2 separate regions of the Homo sapiens genome follow, and region 1 is linked to region 2. Evidence: chromatin loops called from intact Hi-C (ENCODE). Cell type or tissue: gastrocnemius medialis. All regions are shown on one strand. Each heading gives the region's core, and the rest is flanking DNA. Links, peaks and the distances in the headings are about the cores only. Region 1 overlaps NT5C2 (5'-nucleotidase, cytosolic II). Region 2 has its middle 17 kb from the start of RPEL1.

What was found. Hi-C counts contacts between places; a loop is a spot of excess contacts. Peaks named below come from ENCODE experiments on the same cell type or tissue, not always from the same donor. Only the 100,000 strongest peaks of a DNase experiment are listed, where the experiment ranks them.
Region 1: it touches region 2 in a loop (6-fold over the local background); 3 of 110 quality-filtered maps call a loop at or near these places.

The regions. Positions count from the first base shown.
Region 1 is chr10:103,118,887-103,124,270 of GRCh38, reverse strand. All of the region lies in intron 4 of NT5C2 (5'-nucleotidase, cytosolic II), which reads left to right. Among named protein-coding and RNA genes, the nearest start is that of NT5C2, 72 kb to the left of the region's middle. In gastrocnemius medialis, for the core only: no CTCF peak of the experiment used is centred there; no DNase peak of the experiment used is centred there; H3K27ac peaks cover 5,000 bases.
Region 2 is chr10:103,225,915-103,231,298 of GRCh38, reverse strand. No RefSeq gene overlaps it. Among named protein-coding and RNA genes, the nearest start is that of RPEL1, 17 kb to the left of the region's middle. RefSeq lists an enhancer at 1-461. In gastrocnemius medialis, for the core only: no CTCF peak of the experiment used is centred there; a DNase peak (open chromatin) is centred at 2,928; H3K27ac peaks cover 4,083 bases.

The DNA of each region.
Region 1 (5,384 bases), core at 233-5,232, 110 kb after region 2:
TGTGCTGAAGGAAATAGATTTTGGACAACAGGTCCTTCTTTAAATTAAAAAAAAAAAAATTCTTTATGACAGAGGTGTCATTATGCTTCTAATAGATGCAAGGAGAGTTACTTGCCTTTTTGAAACAATAAGAAAGGAAGAAATAGTTAATGTTTGCAGTTGCACGAAAGAGTAAATGTGGTAAATTTCATGAAGTTAACACAAAAATTATACATGTAGAATTATTAAATTTCCAGAAGTCTTAACCCCAAGGAAGACTAGAGCAACATAATGGTAGAAAGTGGGGGGATGAGTTGTTAATATTTATTTAAGCCCTTCACAAATATAGAGTGACTCTTGGTTTAGGATTATGAAACTATAGTATTTCTAACTTGGCTTACTGGCTCATTTGGGAAATCATAATGACTTTTTTTTTCCCCCCCCAATTTCGAAGGCTTGAGTTTTTTGGCTCTCTTGTGACTCCTGGTGCTTGGAAATCCGGAAGGAGGTACATTCCAGTTTTTTTCCAGCTCCAGCACTTTAGATTCTGAGCCGTTTCAGTAAATCCAGCAATAAGCTCCTTATTTCTGTTATTTCAGAATCAGTGGATACCATGGCTAGTGTCCACTCCTTCGCATTTCTCTGAGAAATTTTCAGGAAGATAGAAATGAACATTTATTAAACGTACTAGAAAATGTACTTTATGTACAATGTACCTTTTAATCCTTACCACAGCCTGCTGAGGTAGGGATTACTAGCAACATTGTACAAAAATAAGGCCAGGCATGATTGCTCACAGGGGTAATCCCAGTGCTTTGGGAGGCTGTGAGCCCTTGAGCCCAGGAGTTCGAGATCCCTCTGTGCAACATAGTGAGACCTCATCTCTACAAAAAATAAAGATTACCAGGGTGTGGTACAGCAAACCACCATAGCACATGTTTACCTGTGTAACAAACCTGCACATCCTGCACGTATACCCTGGAACTTAGGAAAAAAAAAATATTAGCAGTGTGTGGTAGTGCATGCCTGTAGTCCCAGCTACTTGGGAAGCAGAGGGAGGAGGATGGTGTTAGCCAAGGAGTTTGAGGTTTTGGTGAGTTGTGATTGTGCCTCTATCCTGGGCTATAGAACAAGACCCTGTCTCAAACAAAAAGTCAAAAAATAAAAAAGGCTACTAAGTCAACAGATAAGATGACTTATATGTAGTGTAGGGGAAAGAAATATCTTTCCTTCCCATCTTAGGTTCATGGTTGCGGCCCCTATAAGAAAAGACAGATTAGTGAGAGAAAAGCATACAGATTTATTTAATGTAAGTTTTATGGGACACAGGAGCCTTCATAAGGAAATGAAGACCTGGAGAAATGAGTAAACCTGTGTGTTTTCTATGACAGGATTGATAAAGAAGTGGATAGTTGTAGAGAAGTATGGTTGGACAAAAGGGGGTATGATCTAATGGTGATAAACTGGGAGGAACTTAGTAAGCTCTGTTCATTCAGATTCTTTGCTGCGTCCCTGGGTCTTCAGAGGTAAGGATGTTCCTTTCCTCGTGGTATAAGGATGACACCTCTCAAATGAGAGTAGTATGACCTGCTTTAGGGGAAGGTGAGAAAAATTCTTCCTAGATTTTATGACTTCCTTCAGGGAAGAAGTCGGGAGGTGAGAGTGACCTTCCTGCTTCTGCTGTTTTCTCAAATGCCCAGGTATCATATTTTGGGTTCAGATGTCCTAAATCCTATCAGTAACTAGCAACAGATTTGTTAAAACTCATAGCTGGAATTTAAACTCAGGTCAGTTTCTATTTCTCATGCTGCTCCCAGCTTTCAGAACAGAAATTATCCAGTAACTCTAGATGAGATATCAATAAGAGACAAAAACCCATAAACAAAGAAGATCATCCTTAATTTTTTCCCCCCAAATGAAAACCCTGCCTGGGGCAAAACTGCATGTTTCTTTTGCAGTTGAATTGTAATCTTCCATCTTTAGAATACAGATAGAAACTGTGTTAAAACACAGTTTTTCTTTTGCTTAATTTTTAGAAATAATCTTAAAGCTTCGTTAAGCCTCAGGATTACTATATAAGTACTGTATTAGAAATGTTGTTAGAATTATTATTATTTTGAGACAGAGTCTTGCCCTGTCACCTAGGTGGGAGTGCAGTGGGGTGATCTCGGCTCACTACAACCCCCTCCTCCCGGATTCAAGCGATTCTGGCGCCTCAGTCTCCCAAGTAGCTGGGATTACAGGCGTCTGCCACCACGCCTGGCTAATTTTTGTATTTTTAGTAGAGACAGGGTTGGCTAGGCTGGTCCAGGCTGGTCTTGAACTACTGACCTCAGGTGATCTGCCCTCCTCAGCCTCCTAAAATGCTGGGATTACAGGCTTGAGCCATCGTGCCTGGCCGAGAATTCTAAAATTAAATAGTGCATTTTTTTCTCAATTAAAAAATCTTAGGGGGATTGGAAATACATTTTAGGTCCCTCTCTTTTGAATTTTTCTGCCCTCCCCTCCTTTCTAGGCCATATCATTAGCCTCTGGGGAGTTATCCCAAACCTAAGCACTTGGCATTAACAAACCTCAAGTGTGGGAGAGGTGATGAATAAAGCTGTTAAGAGTACCGGGGAAGAAATTAAGAGAAACTAGCCTGTGATGTCAGTAAATCAGAGCATTATCTTGCTACTAGCAGAGGCATCTCAGGACCTTTGATCCCTGTCCTCTCGAACATAGTAGATGCACTCTGATCTTGTTTTATTGTTATTGGAATGGACTCAACTCACTTGACATTTAAGTGAACATTTTTTGGATGGTGTGTTTACTTGGACTAGAGTCCAGGGCCCTCATCATGTTTCTGTCAGCAATTGTATATCCTCACCAAACTTACTGGCATTGGAGGTGCTTAAATGAGTGAGAAAAACTATTTAAAGCAAGAAATATTATGCAGTATTGGTGTATTGTCACTACAGGCATCTCAAGTCCAGCATTAAAAAAATTTATGGTAAAATATATAGAATATAATATTACCATTTTAAACCATTTTCAAGTATACAATTCAATGGCATTAAGCACATTCACAAAGTTGCACAATGCTCACCACTATCCATTTCCAGAACTTTTTCATCATCCCAAACAGAAACTCCATACCCATTAAGCAATAACTCCCCATTCCCTCCACCCCTCAGTTGCTAGTAACCTCTAATTTATTTTGTCTCTATGAATTTGTCTGTTATAGGTATTTCATAAAAGTGAAATTATACAATACTTGTTTTGTGTCTGGCTTATTTCTTTTAGCATATTTTTTAAATTTGTCCATGTTATAGCATATATTACTTTTTGAGACTGAATAATATTCTACTGTAGGTATATACATTTGTTTATCTGTTCATCTGTTGATGGACATGGGGATTGTCTCCACCTTTTGGCTATTATGAATAGGCTGCTGTGAACATTGGTATTTAAGCATCTGTTTGAGTTCCTGCTTCCTGCTTTCAGTTGTTTTGGGTATATACCCAGGAATGGAATTGCTGGATCATAACGTAAATCTATGTTTAGCTTTTTAAAGAACTGCCAAACTGTTCTCTATAGTGGCTGTAACATCTTACATCCCCACCAGCAATACATGAATGAGAGTTCCAGTTTCTTCACATCTTGGCAATACTTATTTTCAGGTTTTTTGTTGTTGTTTGATAATACTCATTCTACTGGGTGTGAAGTTACGGTATCTTATGGTTTTGATTTCATGTTTCTCTAATGGCTGGTGATATTAAGCATCATTTCATGTGTTTATTTAGTCAGTTATATAACTTCTTTGGAGAAATATCAGTTTTTTAAAATTAGGTTTTTAAAATAACTGTGGAGTTACACATTCTGCATATTAATCTTTATATATTCTGGATATTAATCCCTCATCAGATACACAATTTGCAAATATTGTCTCTCATTCTGTGGGTTTTCTTTTCCCTCTCTTGATCATGGCTTTTGAGGCACAAAAGTTTTTAATTTTGAAGTCCAGTTTATCTGTTTTTTTCTTTTGTTGCCAGTGCTTTTTGCTGTCATAGCTGTGAAATCATTCCCAAATCCAATATAAGGAAGATTTTCTGCCATGTTTTCTTCTAAGAGTTTTATAGTTTTAACTCCTACATTTAGGTCTTTGATCCATTTTGAGTTTACTTCTTTTCTTTTCTTCCTTTTTTTTTTTTGAAACAGGGTCTCACACTGTCATCCAGGCTGGAGTGCAGTGGTGTGATCTCAGCTCACTGCAACCTCTGCCTCCCAGGCTCAAGTGATTCTCCCATTTCAGCCTCCCAAGTAGCTGGGACTATAGGCTCGTGCCATCATGCCTGGCTAATTTTTTTATTTTTTGTAGAAATGGGGTTTCACCATGTTGCCCAGGCTGGTCTCTAATTCCTGGACTCAAGCAGTCCACCAGCCTCAGCCTTCCAGAGTGCTGGGATTACAGGCATGAGACTGCAACTGGCCACGCCTTTTTTTTTGTTTAATGAAACCAATGACAATGTAAAAGTCTGTGCTTTAGCATTTCTTCTTAAAGAACGATGAAACTCTTTGATGAATTAAGATGGAAGATTAGCTGAGCTGAACTTACTATTGATAGCGTGTAAACTGGTTGCATCTATTTGGAGTTCTTACTGTGACGAGAGGTCTCTGAAAGGAATGTATTTGTTGAAAAGTCTTTGGTACAAAACAAGAAAGGTAACCTTTATCAAAAAGACCAAAGAAATTCTCATTGTCCTAGGTCATGAAATAATACTCAGGGCATCCTCCTCACAACTTGGAAAATATAGAACTTGTGCATTACCTCATCCCACTGGCTTCCAGATTATATGTGCAAGAGATATTTGTGTGAGGGAATGAGCACTTCTAAGTCAGTGAAAGCTACCAACCTGTATATACCCTCTGACTTTTTTTTGGAGACAAAATTTTGCTCTTGTTGCCCAGGCTGGAGTACAATGGCGCGATCTCAGCTCACCGCAACCTCTGCCTCCTGGATTCAAATGATTCTCCTGCCTCAGCCTCCTGAGTAGCTGGGATTTCAGGCATGTGCCACCATGCCTGGCTAATTTTGTATTTTTAGTAGAGATGGGGTTTCTCCATGTTGGTCAGGCTGGTCTTGAACTCCCCATCTCAGGTGATCCACCCATCTTGGCTTCCCAAAGTACTGGGATTACAGGTGTGAGCCACTGTGCCCGGCCCTCTGACTTATTCTTGAGAGATTTATCAGTTTGTGAATGGATCAAAAGCATACAACTGAAAATTAAAGAACAGAAAAATAGATGTAGTTTGACTTACTACATCTTAAAAATGCATTCATGATCTCCCTTAGTGATCTTTTTTCTTAAGAGTTTTTGGACTCTTGCCCTCCCCCACAAATAGGGTAGAATAAGAGAATAAGC
Region 2 (5,384 bases), core at 243-5,242:
ACTTCATCCAGGAGAAACCTGGGGACCAGTGCTCTGAGAAAGAGAAAACAATGGTTCTTCCCTACTCTACAGCTCTAACCCAAGGCCTGGGAGTCTAGATACCCTGGAGTTCTGTATTATGGTTAAAGGAAAGGGAGGAGGAAAGAGTCCTTGGTAATCGGTATAATCCTTTTTTTTTTCCCCAAGGGACAGAGTCCTGCTCTGTCGCCCAGGCTGGAATACAGTGGTGCAATCATAGCTCACTGAAACCTTGAACTCCTCCTTCAGCCTCCTGAGCAGCTAGACCTACATATACGTGCTACCACGCCTGGCTAATCTTTTTTCTTTTTTTAATGTTTGTACCAATGGGGGTCTCACTATGTTGCCCAGGCTAGCTGGAAATCCTGGCCTCAAGTGATCCTCCCACCTTGGCCTCCCAAAGTGCTGGGATTACAGGCGTGAGCCATTGTGCCTGGCCCCTTGCTATAATCGTAGTGGGGGCACCTGGGGCCCTGACTAGAACAGGGTAGGGGCTGAGATTTACAAATATTCATTCCCTTATCACTGTACTGTGCTTTAAAACCACATTCACAGCCATTACTTGAGTCTCCGCATAATCTTGAGAAATGCAGAGCAGATATTACTGCCTCTACTTTGTGGATAAGCAAACCAAGTCTGAATGGTTAAGGGCCTTGCCAAAAGTCACAGTGCATTAACACGAAGGGTCAGCATAGAGTCCCTATATCCTGACTCTCTGTTGGGGGCAGAAAAACTCTTCACACCCAGGTAGCTCAGAGTCCTTCTTGGCTTCTTGGACTTGGAGTCAAGGTTCTAAGTGGTCCCATTAAATGCTACAGGGAATGACTAAAATACCTCTTCCTGGCCGGGCGCAGTGGCTCACGCCTGTAATCCCAGCACTTTGGGAGGCCGAGGCGGGCGGATCACGAGGTCAGGAGATAGAGACCATCCTGGCTAACATGGTGAAGCCCTGTCTCTACTAAAAATACAAAAAAAAAAAAAAAAAAAAAATTAGCCGGGCATGGTGGCAGGCGCCTGTAGTCCCAGCTACTCGGGAGGCTGAGGCAGGAGAATGGCGGGAACCCGGGAGGCGGAGCTTGCAGTGAGCCGAGATTGCGCCACTGCACTCCAGCCTGGGTGACAGAGCGAGACTCCGTGTCATAAATAAATAAATAAATACCTCTTCCTGATGCCCTGTGGTCAGCCACCTCTGAGCACAGTTGCACTCTCTGGGATCATGAGCAAAACCCTCACTTTTGCAAAGTGTGATGCTCAGACCAGCTTTGAGGCTTGGTCATTCAGGGAGGCATTTAGTTATAATGCCCAGTGTGTCCAGGAATACTCAGAAGGGCCCAGTAGTGTTGGCCAAATGCTGAGTCACAGATAGGGGTTGGCCCTTGGCCACTGGCTCAAGATGAAATAGAAAAAAAAAAAAATCAGGAAATTATCTTTTACTAAGCTAAATGTGATTAAACTCCTGTCTTATTCTGAGATTATGTTCTTTCTACTTTTTTGGTATTAAAATTACCTTTTGGATGGGCACGGTGGCTCACTCCTGTAATCCCAGCACTTTGGGAGGCTGAGGCGGGTGGATCACCTGAGGTCAGGAGTTCAAGACCAGCCTGGCCAACATGGCGAAACCCCGTCTCTACTAAAAATACAAAAATTACCTGGGCATGGTGGCAGGCGCCTATAATCCCAGCTACTTGGGAGGCTGAAACAGGAGAATCGCTTGAACCCGGGAGACAGAGATGGCAGTGAGCTGAGATGGTGCCACTGCACTCCAGCCTGGGCAACAGAGCTAGACTGCATCTCAAAAAACAAACAAACAAAAAAATTACCTTTCATGAATTAGTGCTGACAGTAGATGGCAGTTTATTTTGATGTGCTGAATGCCAGAGTTAACAGATGGCCATCCTATGTAAATCCTCAAAATTGCTTTTGAAATGTTACTGATCCAAGGAATCCCAATTCTGCTAATCAACTCCCCATTTTGGAGGACCAGGAGTAAGGCCCTATGACTCCAGGATCTTCAGGGTCGTGGGAGGCCTCACCTTGAGAGCAGCAATAGAATATTCAACACTAAAAGAATCAAAATGCCCAGAGTTGGGCCTTGCCACTCATAAGTTCATGTAGAAAGAAAAGAGCCATTGTCACATGGTTTGTGTGTGTGTGTGTGTGTGTGTGTGTGTGTGTGTGTGTTTGAGACGGAGTTTTGCTCTTGTTGCCCAGGCTGGAGTGCAGTGGTGTGATCTCAGCTCACTGCAACCTCTGCTTCCTAGGTTCAAGCGATTCTCCTGCCTCAGCCTCCTAAGTGGCTGGGATTATAGGTGCGTGCCACCACGCCTAGCTAATTTTTTGTATTTTGAGTAGAGACAGGGTTTCATCATGTTGGTCAGGCTGGTTGTGAACTCCTGACCCCAGGTGATCCACCTGCCTCGGCCTCCCAAAGTGCAGGGATTACAGGCACGAGCCACCATGCCCGGCCTTTTTGTGTATTTGTTGCTGTTTTGAAATGGAGTCCCACTCTGTCATCCAGGCTGTAGTGCAGTGGCCCAATCTCAGCTCACTGCAGCCTCTTGTCTCTTGGGTTCGATTCTCCTGCCTCAGCCCCCCAAATAGCTGGGATTACAGGCATCTGCCACCACACCTGGCTAATTTTTGTATTTTTAGTAGAGACGAGGTTTCACCATGTTGGCCAGGCTAGTCTCGAAGCTCTGACCTCAAGTGATCCGCCCTCCTCGGCCTGCCAAAGTGCTGGGATTACATGTGTGAGCCACCGCGCCCAGACACATTGGTTTTATTTAACAAACATTATTATCTTCACTTCCATTTTAAAGATGAGGAAACTAAGACACGAGGGTGTTAAGAAACTTGCCCAAGGCCACAGCTAGTTAGCAGCAGAGCCAAGAGTTGAAGCCAGGGAGTCTGGCTGTGGAATCCATGCTCTTAATCCCTTCACTACACTGCCTGGTTGGAAGCAATTTAAGACTTTGTGGCATGTAATGGTCTATTTTCAGCCTGTGATTCCAAAGATGGCAAGTGCCTGTGGACTAAGCCGCCTGATCTGTGTTGAGCTACTGTCAGTGATCCCTTTTTGAGCCCCCTCCACAACACCACTTGGAAAATCAGAACAGGTGGACAGCCCTTTGACAGTCTGGAAAGACATCAGCAGCAAAAGCAATGAACTTTGGGTAAGGTTAGCAAGCCCTTGTAGCTTGGAACCTGAGAGGTCCTTTAGAGCCTAGGCTGGTAGCTTTCAAAAACAGTTTTAAAAGCAACCAAACCCTTTTTTCCAATATAGACCTATTTTCAGCTAATAGTATACATAGAAAATAGGTAAGATATGTAACATGTATGTATATGTACATATATACATACACATATATCCTTAGGTGGAACCCCTTCATAAAACAGATTAAAGTGGAGGTGTTGTGTGGAAGAACTAGGGATCCAGTTGGCCTTATTCTCATCCCTCATGTAACACTGAGCCACTATCTGGGACCCTAGAGCTTTGAGGAACAGTCTGAAGACCATTGCTCCAGACCAGCTTTTTCTAGGGAAGATATTAGTCTCATAGAATGTGTTATGGAAAAAAACAATTTCATGTTCAAATGCATCTGGGAAACCCTGGATGTGCTAACTTTGTTTTGAGGTTTGCAACTATAGGTATACCTCAGAGATATCGTGGATTCCATTCCAGACAATCATAATAAAGCAATAAAGTGAGTCACATGATTTTTGTTTCTTAGTCCATATAAAAGCTATGTTATTGTAGTCTATTAAGTGTGCAATAGTTTAATTGTGTAATAGCATTATGTCTTTTAAAACTATACCTTAATTTAAAAATACTTTGTTGCTAAATAGTGCTAACAATCATCTGAGCCTTTAATCTTTTTGCTGGTGGAGGGTCTTGCTCGATGTTGATGGCTGCTGACTTATCAGACCAGTGGTTTCGCTCTTGTTGCCCAGGCTGGAGTGCAATGGCTCGATCTCGGCTCACTGCAACCTCTGCCTCCCGGGTTCAAGCAATTTTCCTGCCTCAGCCTCATGAGTAGCTGGGATTACAGGCACCCACCACTACATCCAGCTAATTTTTGTATATTTAGTAGAGACAGGGTTTCACCATGTTGACCAGTCTGTTCTTGAACTTCTGACCTCAGGTTATCTACCTGCCTTGGCCTCCCAAAGTGCTGGATTACAGGCATGAGTCACCGCGCCCAGCCCAAGCTTCTTTCAAAATTGGAGTCAATCCTCTCAAACCCTACTGCTTTACCAACTAAGTTTATGTAATAATCTTTTTTTTTTTTTTGAGATGGAGTTTCACTCTGTCACCCAGACTGGAGTGCCATGGCACGATCTTGGCTCACTGTAACCTCTGCATCCCGAGTTCAAGCAATTTTCCTGCGTCAGCCTCCCGAGTAGCTGGGATTATAGCTATGTGCCACCACACCGGCTAAATTTTATATTTTTAGTAGAGACAGGGTTTCACCATGTTGGCCAGGCTGGTCTCAAACTCCTGACCTCAAGTGATCTGCCTGCCTTGGCCCGCCAAAGTGCTGGGATTACAGGCATGTGCCAAAGCCACCGTGCCCAGCATAATAAACTTTTTAATGTAATATTCTCTTTTTTTTGAGACAAAGTCCCACTCCGTCACCTAGGTTGGAGTGCAGTGGCGCCATCTCGGCTCACTGAAACTTCTGCCTTCTGGGCTCAAGTGATCCTCCCACTTCAGCCTCCTGAGTAGCTTGGACGACAGGCATGCACCACCACACCTGGCTAATTTTGATATATTTTGTAGAGATGGAGTTTTGCCATGTTGCCTAGGCTTGTCTCGAACTCCTGGGCTCAAGCAATTTGCCTGCCTCAGCCTCCCAAAGTGCTGGGATTACAGGTGTAAGCCACCACCCCTTGGCTAGTTTATGTAATATTCTAAATGCTTTGTTAACATTTCCACAATGTTCACAGCATGTTCACCAGGAATAGAGTCTATCTCAAGTAATCACTTTCTTTGCTTGTCCATATGAAGCAACTCCTCATCTATTCAAGTTTTATTATGAGATTACAGCAATTCAGTCACATCTGAATCACTCCACTTCTAATTCTAGTTCTGTTTCTATTTCCTCACATCTGCAGTAACTTCCTTCACTGAACTCTTGAATCCCTCAAAGTCATCCTTGAGGGTTGGGATCAACTTCTTCCCAGCTTCTGTTAATGTTGATATTTTGACCTCCTCCCATGGAGAATGAATTTTTTTTTTTTTTTAAGACAGCATCTTGTTCTGTCACCCAGGCTGGAGTGTAGTGGTATGATCTTGGCTCCCTGCAACCTCTGTCTCTGCCTTCTGGGCTGAAGCAATTCTCTTACTTCAGCTTCCTGAGTAGCTG